Regions from separate parts of the Homo sapiens genome. Here region 2 is linked to region 1. Evidence: chromatin contacts called from ENCODE Hi-C or POLR2A ChIA-PET data. All regions are on one chromosome and are shown on one strand. Each heading gives the region's core, a stretch centred on a gene start or an enhancer-like site at or near the end of the contact. The rest is flanking DNA. Distances are from core to core; before and after follow the strand shown. Region 1 overlaps ABCC1 (ATP binding cassette subfamily C member 1 (ABCC1 blood group)). Region 2 overlaps MARF1 (meiosis regulator and mRNA stability factor 1).

Region 1 (7,629 bases), core at 1,589-4,088:
CATGTTGACCAGGCTGGTCTTGAACTCCTGACCTCAGGTGATCCACCCACTTTGGCATCCCAAAGTGCTGGGATTACAGATGTGAGCCACCGCGCCTGGCCATCTTATTTGTTTAAAGCTAGGCTTCGTATGATATCATATAGCACTAGAACTATTATTTTAATGTTCTAAAATATAAAGCATTCTAGGAAGATGGGGTGTTGATCTTTTCTCCATTGCAGCCCTTATGAACCAAGTGACTGATCCTCACTACTCCGACAGACACAGCCAGATTGTGACAAACTCCCTAAAAATTCTGAAGGGAAGTCAAGGTCTGTAATCATTCAGGGTTAGCCCACCCAGACTTACGCTATGGGATTAGAGTGTGTAAGACGGGCTAATGGTTATGGGACACCTCTGGGGTGCTGTCACTTTTTCAGAAAAGTCTATAAGGATGCAAATGGGTGAGAGGGACACTTCTCTAAATTCAGCAAATAATTAGCAAACTTCTGCCTCTTTTGGATTGATGCTATTATCTGTGATCCACAAGATGTCAATCTCCCACCCCCATCTCCTTTTTTTGTTTTTCCAGAGACAGGGTCTCACTCTGTCACCCAGGCTGGAGTGCAGTGGTGTAATCATAGCTCAATGCAACTTTGAACTCCTGGGCTGAAACGATCCTCCAGCCTCAGCCTCTCGAGAAGCTAGGACTACAGGCACACACCACCATGATGGGCTACTTTTTTTTTTTTTTTTTTTTTTTAAGAGAGATGGGGGTCTTGCTATGTTGCCCAGGCTGGCCTGGAATCTAATGGATCCTCCTGCCTCAGCCTCCCAAAGTACTGGGATTACAGGCGTGAGCCATGACATCTGGCCCACAAGATGACAATCTCATATGGTTTAGCTTAGTATTAGTAAATTGCTTCTGACACACATCACCCAGGGGTGCATGATCACCCCCAGACGGGAACAGCGGTATGAAGATACTCAATAGCAGAGTCGGTCGCTGGCAGTCTTGCATCACTAGGATGACAGTTAACGGGAAGCACTTGCAGGGCTTTCTGACTCCAGAAGAGCTGTGTCCCTGCACTTAAATGCCGCGGGCACTGCATGTCTACAGTGCCGCTGTCTGCTCTTAATGATTCATCTGTCCTCCGCGCTCATCAAGCCTCTCCATCCTTTCTGCAAGGCCGGGGTTTGGCTTTATACCCAGCTCAAGGTGCGAGGAAAAGATCGAGGCAAAGAGACAAGGTGCTAAGGCGGCCTCCTCCACCCGCTCCTGCAGGCCCACCATGCCCACCTGTTGGCCACGATGCTGGGGTAATAGGCCTTCTGGTTCTCGTCCACCTTCAGGTCACTCTGGTGGATGAAGCGCTCCTGCTCCTCGAAGGCTCGAATGACGCTGACCCCCAGCAAGGTCTCGTTGAAATGGGAATAGACCGGGGAGCGGCTGACCGACTCGAGGCGCTTCAGCTGCCGGGAGGAAGCCACGTAGAACCTCTGGGGTAGAGAACAGACGCGGGGAGTTGATGAAGGTTCCCTCCTGCCATCCTCCCAGGGCAGGGCTGTGCTGGAGAACATCTAGACGTAACCGATACCTCCAGGAGGCAAAATGTTAGAGCCGGGCTGCCCTCACAGGGGTGCCCACTCACCTGGTGAACCACAGGAATAGCACCACCAATGACAAGGACAGTGACAATAATAGCTCACGCTTATACAAAGCCCACAGCCCCAGGCATCGTTCTAAGCAGTTTTACAAACATCAGTTCATTCAATCCTCACAAAAAACCTGAGGTGCTCATTCCTATATGTGATGGGTAGACTAAGGCACAAAGAAGCTAGTTAATCTCCTCCCCAAGGTCACATGGCTAGCAAGGGGCAGAACTGGGATTCAAACCCAGGCCATCTGGGCTGCAAAGTGCTAACCTCTACCCTGTACTGCCTCTCTGAAGCCTTTCACCTCTAGGGTTTTCTGGAACCAGCAGTGTGGTTTTCAGCATAGGCTTTGAGGTCAACGAGACCTCAGTTCAAATCCTGACTCAACTACTGACTGGCAATATAAACACGACTAACACTTTACTTCTCTAAGCCTCAGTTTCCTTATCTGTAAAATGGGAACAACAAGGCTTGCTCGGCCAGGTGGGGTGGCTCATGCTTGTAATACCCGCACTTCAGGAGGCAGAGGCGGGAGATCACTTGAGGCCAGGAGTCTGAGACCAGCCCAGGCACATGGCAAAATGCCATCTCTACAAAAATAAAATATTATTAAGAAAACAAACGAAACAAAACAAAGCTTGCTTCACGGGGTCATTGTGAGGGTGACATGTAAGAGTTACAGTCTTACATGTGATGTGTATTTGCGTGGACACATTATTTCATAAATCATATAGATATGCATGATGTCACTAAGCACAGTGCCTGGTAATACTAGGTTGAACCACAGGAAATAGCTGTTTCTGTAGATAAGAAATAAGTATTAGCAGTTTCATATAGTTTGACCTAACAGTAAGCATTCAGTTAGCTGGTGACTATTGTTATCATTAAGTGACAGAATTCCGCCTGTTGATCACATCCCCTCAGGAGTGACTGTGTCCATGCAATGGCCGGTTCCAGCACACTCAGCCCAGCTGAGATGCCCATGAGGATAGGGTCAATCTCGTCACCCCCCTCCGATGGCCTCCCAGCGCTGTTAGAGTTGCCAACCATGCTTCTTCCCTCAACTCATCTCATCCTGTAACTCTCCCCTTCCTTCCCTGCACACAGGCCGCCTGCCTCCACCCACCATGCCCATCCCGTCCAGGCCATTCCTCATCACCCAGCAGATGGGAGCACAGATGTCACTTCCTCGGGAAGCCCTTCCCATCCTCCATGAGCACCTTCTCCGGGCTTCAGTGTCCCAGCTCCCGGGCTACGATGATACGTTTCACAAGCAGCTCCACCCACCCTCGCGGGCAGATGCTTCATCTGCTCTGCCTCCCCCAACCTGGGCATTCAGCCAGTGCCAGGCACCAAGAGCCTCCCGATAAGTCTTGTTAGATTCAGAACAAAAGCCAACCACCTTCTGCAAGCTTTGTGGAGCTGTGGATCAGAGGCTGCACCAGCCATGTGAGGACACTGCGCTCTCCTAGCCTAGGTTTTTCTCATCTACGCAAAAGGAACTGGTGAGCCCGGGGTTCCTGATTCCACAAGGTGCCTACAATTGCTTATCGACAGGAGAGCTGGGAAAACTAACAAAGGGTTGCTAGGAACTCGGCCTCCCTGCATCCTGCCCTGGGCCAGGTGTACTGGGCTGCTTTGGGGCAGAGTCCAACAAAAAGCATCAATAGCAGCAGGTGGCTTTTACAAGGCCTCTGTGGTTGGCAGCTTCTTCCTGGGTGGCGGCACGGGCGTTAATTGCAACCCACAGATGGAGAGTCTTCTGGGGCCCCAGAAGCTATGTAAGTGAACCCAGGTACCGCACAACCCCACGCAGTCTCAGAATAGCTGTTCTGCCAATTCCTGGAATGTGGATCAGATATAATTTCTTCTCCAGCTGTTCCCACCGCCTCCCATGAAATCCAGACCCCTCTGCATGGCTGAAGGCCCAGGTGATCTGCCCCATCTTACCCTGGACCACATCTCCTTCCTCTCTTACCAGCTTGCTTTCTGAACAATCCAGATGCAAATCGCTCTCAAGTGTGTTACCTGTTCACTTTCCTCCACTTGCCACTGCCTCTGAACCTTACTTACTGGAAAAATCTAACCTGAGATGAATATTTGTTCAGGAATGATCTTATTTTATTTTTTAAGACAGTCTCGCTCTGTCACCCTGGCTGGAGTGCAGTGGCACAATCTTGGCTCATTGCAACCTCTGCCTCCCAGGTTCAAGCAATTCTCCTGCCTTAGCCTCCTAAGTAGCTGGAATTGCAGGCGCCCACCACCGTGCCTGGCTAATTTTTCTATTTTTAGTAGAGATGGGGTTTCACCATGTTGGCCAGGCTGGTCTCAAACTCCTGACCTCAGGTGATCCACCTGCCCTGCCGATCTGATGTTTTTTTCAGACAACTCGCCCTGTCACCAAGGCTGAAGTGCACTGGCACAATGTCAGCTCACTGCAACCTCCGCCTCCGAGGCTCAAGTGACCCTTCCATCTCAGCCTCCCAAGCAGGTGGGACTACAGGTTCACGCCACCACACCCAGCTAATTTTTGTATTTTCTGTAGAGACCAGGTTTTCCCATGTTGCTCAGGCTGGTCTCGAACTCCTGGGCCCAAGCAATCCTCCTGTCTAGGCCTCCCAAAGGGCTGGGATTAAAGGCATGAGCCACTGCACCCGACCGAACTTCATATAAATGAAATCTCACAGTACCTACTCTTTTTCGTCTGGCTTCTTTTGATCACTATAACATCTCTGAGATAAACCCAAATTGTTGTGTATTAGCATTTCATTCCTTTTTACTACTCAACCATAAATTGTATAATTATATCACAATTTATTTCTCCACGGTCCTGTTAATGGACATTTGAGCTGTTTCCAGTTTGGGCGATTATGAATCAAGATGCTGAGAACATTCTAAGCACTGCCTTTGCTCTTTTTTTTTTTTTTTTTTTTTTAATATACACTTAGGAATGAGACTGCCTAGTGAGAGGATAAATGTAAATTTAGCCAAAAGCCATTAAAAAATTAACTATTCTATAATCTCAACCCTTAAAAAGACGATGTTTTCATGTATCTGCCTCCCTTCCAGTCCTGCCCACACACATTATGCATTTCATCTCGGTGATAACGACAGTGCACCTAGAACTTGGTCCTTTGCTAAAATCATTTCCTTTGTTGTTGAAAAATAAAAATCCTTGGTGCTCCAACAGCTGCGTCTTCTAATTATCCCTGCTCAAAGCCACATTGCTCCACGGTGTACCCAAGGTCCTGCTATTGGCAGACATTTAAGTTGCCTTCAACACTGCATTTGGCCTGTTTTGTTCTTTTTGGGTCTTTCAGGAAATTTTCCAGCTTGCGTATGAACACAGATAACATATTTGGTAAATGCAGGGGAAAAAAAAAAAAAAAAAAAAGCTGGCACCAATTTCAAGAGGATATAACGAGACTCCAGGAACTGGACCTACTCTCTCTGATTCCATCACTGTTCGTTCTCATCAATCATTGGGCCACAGTGTGGTGGGGCGCAGGGGCCACATGATTGAACCAAGGCCCCCTGGATGCCACCTGAACAGCTGTGCAGCGTGGTTTGAGATATGGTGAGCCTCATGGTTTCTTACTCTTGTTTTGCTTTGCAGCTGGAATGCTCCCATCTAAACAACCCATCCCTACTGGCAATTGTGCTGCGGTTAATCCTTTAGCGGTAACAGCAGTTTTGGAATTGGACAGACTTGAGGTTGCACTCTCAGCTCTCCCACTTAGCAAGATGCTCCACCTGTCAATTGAAAACATTATCTATCCTGCGATATCCTAAGAAACCACATGTGTTCAAAGAACAAAGAACATATAACCGTTTCTGCAGAAGGGATGCAGCAGAGACGACTGACTGCCTACACAATTTCTCCTTTCCCAACAGAAACTTCTCTGTTTTTTTTTAGACAGAGTATCACTCTGTTGCCCAGGCTGGATTGCAGTGATGCAATCTTGGCTCACTGCAACCTCCACCTCCCAGGTTCAAGCAATTCTCCTGTCTCAGCCTTCAGAGCAGCTGGGACTATAGGCACATGCCACCACACCTGGCTAATTTTTGTATTTTTAGTAGAGGTGGGGTTTCACCATATTGGTCAGGCTGCTCTCGAACTCCTGACTTCAGGTGATACACGCGCCTCGGCCTCCCAAAGGGGTAGGGTTACAGGCGTGAGCCACCGTGCCTAGGCCCAACTGAAAGTTTTTGCTGGGAAGTGCAATGTGCCCAGCTAAAACACGGCACTTTCCAGGGTCCCTTGTGAATAGAGGTGGTCCCATGACTAAGTTCTGGACAATTAGATGTACAGGTGTCCCTCTAATCCAAGGTTGCACTTTCCGTGGTTATATGGTTTGGCTGTGTCCCCACCCAAATTTCATCTTGAATTGTAGTTCCCTTAATCCCCATGTGTCATGGGAGGGACCAGGTGGAGATAACTGAATCGTGGGGGCAGTTTCCCCCAACCCTCATGATAGTGAGTTAGTTCTCACAAGATCTGATGGTTTTATAAGGGGGCTCCCCGACTTCGTGGTGCTCTCATTCTTCTTCCTACTGCCATGTGAAGAAGGACATGTTTGCTTCTCCTTCTGCCATGGCCTCCTCAGCCATGCGGAACTGTGAGTCAATTAAACCTCTTTCCTTAATAAATTACCCAGTATTGGGTATTTCTTCATAGCAGTATGAGGACAAACTAACACACATGGTTTCGGTTATCCATGGTCAACTGTGGTCCAAAAATAATGTGTAAGTTTTAAATTGTGCACCCTTCTGAGTAGTGTGATGAAATCCCCCCCAGTCCCATCCGCGGTGTGAATCATCCCTTTGTCCAGCAGGTCCATGCTGCAGACCCTCCCTGTCAGTTTAGTCACTTAATAGCCATATCGGTTATCAGACTGACGGCCATTGTACTGCAGTGCTTATGGGTAAGTAATCCGAATTTACTCAATAATGCCCCTGGCTGGGCTCAGTGGGTCAATGCCTGTAATCCCAGCACTTTGGCAGGCTGAGGCGGGCGGATCACTTGACGTCAGGAGTTTGAGACTAGCCTGGCCAACATGGTGAAACCTCGTCTCTACTAAAAATACAAAAACTAGCTGGGTGTGGCGCATGCCTGTAATCCCAGCTACTTGGGAGGCTGAGGCAAGAGAATCACTTGAACCCGGGAGGCAGATGTTGCAGTGAGCCGAGATTCCATCACTGCACTCCAGCCTGAAGGACACAGCTAAACTCTGTCTCAAAAAAAAAAGTAATAAAAATAACGCCTCTAATGTGGAGAAGTAGTGATACTGGCATATTGTTATAATTGTTCTATTTTATTATTATAAATTACTGCTATTAATCTATTATGCCAAATTTATAAATTAAACTTTATCATAGGTATGTATGTACAGAAAAAAACAGGATATGTAGGATTCAATACTATCTGCAGTTTAAGGCATCCATTGGGGGAGTCTTAGAATGTGTGCCTGCAGATAAGGGAGTAGTGCTGATTCAGCACCCATATGCTCCCTTGCCCTACTTCCCTTCCTTGATCTCACTGACTGAAATATAGATATAATGGCTGGAGCTCCAGCAGCCACCTTGGACCATGAGGCCAACTTAAGAATGAAAGGGGCCGGGCGCAGTGGCTCACGCCTGTAATCCCAGCACTTTGGGAGGCTGAGGCAGGCGAATCACGAGGTCAGGAGATTGAGACCATCCTGGCTAACATGGTGAAACCTTGTCTCTACTGAAAATACAAAAAAAATTAGCTGGGCGTAGTGGCGGGCGCCTGTAGTCCCAGCTACTCGGGAGGCTGAGGCAGGAGAATGGTGTGAACCCGAGAGGTGGAGCTTGCAGTGAGCCGAGATCGCGCCACTGCACTCCAGCCTGGGCGACAGAGCGAGACTCCATGTCAAATTAAAAAAAAAAAAGAAAGAAAGAAAGAATGAAAGGCTTGTATAAATATGGTAAGATTTTTTAAATTTTTAAATAAAAGCAGGTATCTGGGAT
Region 2 (7,629 bases), core at 2,813-5,312, 490 kb after region 1:
TGGTGTTTTTTTTTTTTTTAGAATTCTGATTGAAAATTTGTTTAATGATATTGCATTTGTGCCAAGTTTTCAAATAAAATAAATTAGCAAAAGATCACTTCCAAAGTACTAGAAATAATTTAATCATTCTTTCAGTTATGCTCCCTAATTTATATTTTAGTTCTATACTGGTATAATGGTTATATATGTATTATTTCCTTTGATTTTCATTACTGCTCTTTGAACCAGGCACGTAGAATATATAATTCACAATTTACAAATTAAACTAAGGCCCTGAGAGGTGAAGAAACTTGTTTAAGATCACTTGGCCAGGAAGAGCAAAGATCCAAATCTAGATTTGTCTGACCCCCAGAGTCTGCTTTTAAGCTGAAACTAGAATTTGGGTCTTTTGACTCTTAGATAATTAATTATATTGATAGTCCATATTGCTTGTCTAAAATGATATACCCATGTTCTTTACAAAAACCAGCAAGTTATTATTGTGTATTGCAGGTGCCTGAGGCAACTTTCTCAAAATAAACCTTTCCTTCCTTTGGGGACTTATATGCGAGCCTGATAGTTTTAACAGAAATAAATGCATTTTAGCTCCCTTAGGGGATATCCTCCCTCCTCTCTCTACCACCTCACCCCAGATCCTGAAAGCCATCCAGGGGTGTCCAAGGGAGAGAATACAATCATGGATTCTCAGTTTCTGTTTCTGGTTGGGCTAGTAAAGCACCTTCCTTATCTCTCTTTTCTGCTTATTAGTAGGGACGGAAACTAAAAACTATGGCTTCCAGCTGCTAAAAGCCCAAAACAAAACAAAACAGAAAACAACAACAAAAGGCAGATTGCACAAGCTTGCATGGGTAGCATGGACAGTTGACATAAAACACAGCCTTAAATCTTATTTTAGTCATTTGTCTGATCTTTACCACCTCCAAATTGTTGGCAGAAGCTATTAGAGCAAATTTAACTGAGTTCAAATTTCACTTCCTATATTCTACTTATTTTCTGAAAGGAGGATGAAAGAAATGCAAAAACAGAAGATTGGAGATGAGAGCAGGGTTAGTCACAAACCCAGTTCATATCAAGAACCAATGTTGAGATTACTGAGATCTGTTGTAATTTTTTACCATTCCCAATAGTAATAAGAATTTTTTTCTCAAGAATTACTTATTAAAATATGGGCAGACATCAGTGATAGACTGGATAAAGAAAATGTGGCACATAATACACGATGGAATACTATGCAGCCATAAAAAAGAATGAGATAATGTCCTTTGCAGGGACATGGATGAAGCTGGAAGTCATTATTCTCAGCAAACTAATGTAGGAACAGAAAACCAAACAGTGCATGTTCTTGCCTTATAAGTGGGAGTTGAACAGTGAGAACACATGGACACAGGGAGGGGAAAAACACACACTGGGGTCTGTCTGTCGGGGTTGGGGGAAGGGGAGGAAGAGCATTAGAACAAATACCTAATACATGTGGGGGCATAAAACCTAGATGATGGGTTGATAGGTGCAGCAAACCACCACGGCACATGTATACCTATGTAACAAACCTGCACGTTCTGCACATGTACCCCAGAACTTAAAGTATAATAAAATTTAAAAAATAAAAAATATGGGCAGAATGTGTAGCAATTTTCTAGCCTCAGCTCCTGCTTATTCACCCTTATTATAAATTAATGCAGGTAACCGTTGCCCACATCAATGCTACTGCAAAGAATGCCGCTGATGATAAACTGCGGCAGAGTCTCCGCAGATTTGCAAATACACACACTGCTCCAGCCACAGTGGTTCTTGTGTCAAGTAAGTACAGAAACATCTGCTAATTTCAGCTAAACTCACTGTGTGGGAAATTATCATAGAAGCCAGCAACATGTGAAAGTAAAATGTATCCCCAAAGAGGCTGAAGTACATGAGACATGTTTATGGTTATTGTTGAGAACTGTTTAGAAAAAAAATTGGGTCTAGGTGGATTTCTGTATTTCCTCCTTGGAACTTGAGTTATTGTGGGACCAGGTTTATTTTTTATTTTATTTTTTTGTTTATTTATTTTGAGATGGAGTTTCGCTTTTGTTGCCCAGGCTGGAGTGCGATGGCGCAATCTCGGCTCACTGCAACCTCCGCCTCCCAGGTTGAAGTGATTCTTCTGCCTCAGCCTCCCAAGTAGCTAGGATTACAGGCATGTTCCACCACGCCCAGCTAATTTTGTATTTTTAGTAGAGATGGGGGTTTCTCCAGTTGGTCAGGCTGGTCTCAAACTCCTGACCTCAGGTGATCCACCCTCCTCGGCCTCCCAAAGTGCTGGGATTACAGGCGTGAACCACCACGCCCGGCCGGGACCAGGTTTATTAAAGAAAAATGTGATTTTTTTTTTTTTTTTTACCTTGTGCTCAGTATTAATAATTTTTAAAGTTTAAGTTAATTTTCAAATTTGAGTCTCCCCAACATATTTGCTCCTTTTTAATACTGAAAGTAACATATGTGTCTTGGAATTCTTTTGGTAAGATTGTCTTACATTCTTCTGATGTGAAACGTGTTTCTTTCCTAAGAAACGGGGGAAGCAATTTTGAATATAGTCCAGCCTTTCCTTTCTTCTCAGTGGGTGTCAATAGAGTTGTCTGTCTTTGTCAAGTGTTTCTAATGTTTGGGGATGGGGTTGGTCTGTACCTTTTCTTTCAGCTGATGTCAATTTTGCATTGGAACTTAGTGACCTGAGACACAGGCATGGTTTCCACATTATTTTGGTCCATAAAAACCAGGCCTCAGAAGCACTGCTGCATCATGCTAACGAGCTGATCAGATTTGAAGAGTTCATTTCCGACTTGCCCCCCAGGTTACCACTAAAAATGCCAGTAAGTGGGTTTGCGTTATTTTTGCCATTTTCCAATATTACATTGTGGAGGCTGAAAGACAGCCCATAATAAGGGGGTTGCCAGGCCCAGATGGGGCTGTTCTTTGTAAGAGGTGGGTTAGATTTTGAAGTAAGGCTTAGAAACCTTCGGTTCTTCTCACAAATATACAGATAATTGGTATGTATGAAGTTTGCTTTTATTTATTTCAAAATATCATATGAAATTGACTTGTAGATTTACCTTCCCAACTTGCCAGTGTCTTCAAAGCTAGCAGTGTTTTGTGTCAGGTGGATAGAAATAACGGATTAAAAGTCATGATTCTTTTTGCTTCCAAGTATTATGGGTAGAGAATATGGCGAGGGTTCTCACATACTTGTGTGGTTGGCACCAAATAAGTGGAGTCAATTGTGCATTTTTTTCGGTATTTAATCCTTAAGCTTCAGCGGGCCTCTGAGTCTGTGCTTTCTATTGTGCATTCCCTGTGGTGCATGGACACAATTAGCAGGAGTGGTTATTGCTCCACCTGTGTGTAGCCTGTTTATGCCATATACTGGGAGGAGGGTGTGAGCACATTTCCAGGACTAGCATTTCTGATAGACTTGACTTGGGATAAGAATGTTTATTGCAGTGCTGGGCTGTGTTTAAGCCGCTGGCGAATATGTGTGTAACTCTGAAAGAATTAATGATAATGGAGAAGGAGCCATGGTGTGGGTGATCCAGGAGAGTGGGCAATCCCATACGTTAAATGAAAGTCTTCACATATAATTTAATAACTGAGAGTTACAGAAGTACGTTAGACATGATCTCATGCAAAGTCTTCATTTAAGGGAGAAAGAAATCAGCTCTTAGAAAAAGTAAACGTGTCATTGGTGATTGCAGCAGTTAAGAGAGTGGGCCCCGGGTATCCTGATTCCGGCACTTGCCTGCTAGTCACCTGTGTCCCCGATACCCAACAAGCCCCCTGCGGTCTGGCTTAAGTTGAAACTCATGCTATGGACAGTTGAGAGTTGTGGATACCAGAGGCTTACCCAGGGAGTAAGCATATACAGGCCTTACCTTAATCTTTTGAGGCTCTTTCCTAACTCACCTTTGTCATTATTTGTTTTTAGTCACTTGGCTGTAGTTACATTTCTTCCCTTCTGCTTCTGTTTGACGGTCACTTTTCTAACTTTGAAGGCCTTATGTAAATACGGTGTTTTTTCCTGGGAGGTGAAGGTTGCAGTGAGCTGAGATCGCGCCACTGCACTCCAGCCTGGTCGACAGAGCGAGACTCTGTTTCAAAAAAAAAAAAAAAAGTAAATGTAGTGTTTTAGGTAAGAACTTGCCCACTTTGGAGATTCTTATTCCTTATGGTTAAAAAAACCAAAACAATGTTTTGATAATTCAAACCATTTAGTTTTGCTGGATGTTTTTTCCCATCCACTAGAGTGATAATTTAAGATACATTTCTTTTTATGTTCTTTAGTCTGTTCCTTTAATTTTAATAAATTAAACATACATTGGTACTGCCTGGGTTTTGAGTCCCAGGTGTAATAGGAAAAGTGTAGATTTTGTTGATAATTGGTCAGTACCCCTCAAATAAAAAGAAAAGCCTCTGATTAGAAAAGTATGGTGTGGGCCGAGTGATGTGGCTCACGCCTGCAATCCCAGTACTTTGGGAAGCTGAGGTGGGCAGATCACCAATCACCTAAGGTCAGGAGTTCGAGACCAGCCTGGCCGATGTGGCGAAACCCCATCTCTACTAAAAATACAAAAATTAGCCAGGTGTGGTGGCGGGCACTGGTAGTCCTAGCTGCTTGGGAGGCTGAGACAGGAGAATCACTTGAACCTGAAAGTGGAGGTTGCAGTAAGCCGAGATCACACCACTGCACTCCAGCCTGGGTGACAGAGTAGACTGTGTCTCAAAAAATCTAAAAAAAAAAGAAAGAAAAGAATAGTATGGTATGATCATTGTAAAAACAAACAAAACACAATATTTAGAAATGTGGAAAGTGAAAACCCCACAATTCTACCCTCCAGAAGTAACCACTGTTAATATTTTGGTATTGCCCTCCAGATTTAAAAAATGTACGTTTAAAAAAAAATGTGTCACATATACAGTGTTCTGTGGCTTTTGGAAAAAAACTATGTCAGAGCTTGGATGTCTTTTCATGTTAATATATATTAATATAAATCTGCCACATTTTAAAAACCAGAACTTTGGTTTGAAAAGTACTTGTATGGCTGGTCTTTATTTAACCAGTCTACCTGTTAGTGGACATTTTGTTTATACCCAGTTTTGTGTTTTGTTTTGTTTTTTACCATTTCCAGCAAGGTAATTTATATCTTTAGGCTCCTGGGCTGACATACCATAGGGTAATTTCCAAGGCATAAGAGTTCTGGGTTAGAACTTTACTAGCAAGATCCATGTCTTCCTCCAGGAAGGTGGTACTAATTTACACTCATAAGAGTGTCTGTTTTAAATGTTTGCCAGGCCAGTAAGTGAAAAACAGCATCATCTTATAATTGACTTTTAATCTTTAACACAGTGCAAAATATCCTTTTATGATTATCGTTGTTTGCTTTTTATTTCTTCTGTAAATTGTTCACATCCTTTGCCTGTTGTTAGTGATTTCTCTTATGGTTTCTGGATTTAACCCTTTATATAATTATCTTAAGTTTTCTCCTGGTGCTTTAATGGTTCTGCTTTTTAAAATATTATTCTTATTTAAAAAAAATTTTTTTGAGACTCTGTCACCCAGGCTAGAGTGCAGTGGCGTGATCTCCGCTTACTGCAGACTCCACCTGCCGGGTTCAATTGATTCTCCTTCCTCAGCCTCCCGAGTAGCTGGGATTACAGGCGCCCGCCACCACGCCTGGCTAATTTTGTATTTTTAGTAGAGAGGGGGTTTCACTGTGTTGGCCAGGCTTGCCTCGAACTTCTGACCTCAGGTGATCACCCGCTTTGGCCTCGCAAAGTGCTGGGATTACAGGCGTGAGCCACCGTGCCCAGCCTCTGGCTAGTTTTTTGTAGACGAGGTTTCACCATGTTGGCCAGGCTGGTCTTGAACTCCTGACCTCAAGTGATCCACCTGCCCCAGCATCCCTAAGTACTGGGATTAGAGGAGTGAGCCACAATGCCTGGCAATTTTTAAAAATTTTTAATAGAGATGGGGTCTCACTGTGTTGCTCAGGCTGGTTTTGAACTCCTGGGCTCAAGTGATCCCCCCGCCTCGGCCTCCCAAAGTGCTGGGATTACAGGCATGAGCCACCATGCCTGGCCAGTTCGTTCGTTCGTTCGTTTGTTCGTTCTTTCTCTCTCTCTCTCTCTTTTCTTTCTTTTTCTCCAGTTCTACTTCCTTCTTTCTTTCTTTCTTTTTTTTTTTTTTTTCACAGAATCTCGCTCTGTCGCCCAGGCTGGAGTACAGTGGTGCCATCTCAGCTCACTGCAACCTCCGCCTCCTGGGTTCAGGCAAATTATTCTGCCTCAGCCTCTGGAGTAGCTGGGATTACAGGCGTCTGCCACTTTGCTCAGCTAACTTTTTTTGTATTTTTAGTAGAGATGGGGTTTCACCATGTTGGTCAGGCTGGTCGCCAACTCTTGACCTCAGGTGATCCACCTGCCTTGGCCTCCCAGAGTGTTGCGATGACAGGCGTGAGCCACTGTGCCAGGCCAAGTTCTACTTCTTAATACATAAATTTCAACTTATCTGGAAGAATTATGACTACCCACTGCCAAATAAAACTTCCAGCCTAACTACTGGCAATCTGCTGTTGAAGCTGAACAGGCTCTAAATTGTTGGGTTTTAAAAAAATTTTTGTTTACTTAAGCCTATAGCTCCTAGTATTCCCAGGCATTCTCCTATGCAAAAACCAACCAGGACTGACCCTGCTCACCTTCTGGCTCTATAAGTTATTATTCAGCAGACCTGCAGAATAAATAGACTTTTAAAAAACAACTTCGTTGAGATATGATTTACATATTACAAAATTCAGCTCTTTTAAGTGTACAATAATTTTTAGTAAATTGAGTTGTACAATTTTAGAATATTTTTGTCACCTCAGTAAATCTATTATGCTAATTTATAATTAATCCCCTTCCCCACTCCCAGGCACTACTAATCTTTCTGTCTCTGTAGATTTGTATTTTCTGGATGCTTTATAGAAATGGAATCATATAGTATACAGACCTCTGTGCCTAGCATATTCTTTTTTATTTTTATTTTTTGAGACAGTGTCTCACTCTGTCACTCAGAGTGGAGTGCAGTGGCACAGTCACTCCAGCCTCAATCTTCCTGGGCTCAGGTAATCCTCCCACCTGAGTAGCTGGGACTGTAGGCATGCACCACCATGCCCAGCTAAAGCATATTCTTTAAAACAATATTCAGTTACTTTGTCAACACTAAATAATTTACCCTCTCCCATCTAAATCACTGTCATCTTCTCTTCAAAGTTGTTAACTGAAGTTTGGAGGTCACCCATTGTTCTTATTTTGAAATTGAATGTGTGCCCTTGAATTAACCTGACGTAACACTTCTTTCCTCTGTATTAGCAGTGCCACACTCTGCTCTATGTTTATAACCTACCAGCAAATAAGGATGGCAAGAGCGTCAGCAACAGGCTCAGACGCCTGTCCGATAATTGTGGTGGGAAAGTGCTGAGTATCACAGGCTGCAGTGCAATTCTCCGCTTCATAAACCAAGATAGTGCAGAGCGCGCTCAGAAGCGAATGGAAAACGAAGATGTCTTTGGTAATAGGATCATTGTGTCATTTACTCCAAAAAATAGAGAACTCTGTGAAACA

The links. Hi-C counts contacts between places; a loop is a spot of excess contacts on that map. ChIA-PET counts read pairs that join two places held with the same protein, here RNA polymerase II (POLR2A). Pooled maps may share reads with other maps.
Region 2: a map of CD8-positive, alpha-beta T cell shows a loop between it and region 1 (4-fold over the local background). The contact joins two enhancer-like sites. A Hi-C loop is called at or near these places in 1 of 168 maps with a recorded cell type or tissue (CD8-positive, alpha-beta T cell) and 2 of 50 pooled maps. POLR2A ChIA-PET finds 5 or more read pairs at or near these places in 1 of 52 experiments (T-cell).

Annotation. Positions count from the first base shown.
Region 1 is chr16:16,115,825-16,123,453 of GRCh38, reverse strand. It overlaps ABCC1 (ATP binding cassette subfamily C member 1 (ABCC1 blood group)), which reads right to left. Exons shown (of 31, transcript NM_004996.4): 24 at 1,280-1,479. Among named protein-coding and RNA genes, the nearest start is that of ABCC6, 100 kb to the left of the region's middle. Within about 2 kb of position 2,838, at least 12 of the 41 ENCODE cell types and tissues checked have a DNase peak (open chromatin) inside an H3K27ac peak, as active enhancers do.
Region 2 is chr16:15,625,549-15,633,177 of GRCh38, reverse strand. It overlaps MARF1 (meiosis regulator and mRNA stability factor 1), which reads left to right. Exons shown (of 27, transcript NM_014647.4): 6 at 1,680-1,797; 7 at 2,674-2,846; 8 at 7,378-7,629. Among named protein-coding and RNA genes, the nearest start is that of MARF1, 14 kb to the left of the region's middle. Within about 2 kb of position 4,062, at least 2 of the 41 ENCODE cell types and tissues checked have a DNase peak (open chromatin) inside an H3K27ac peak, as active enhancers do.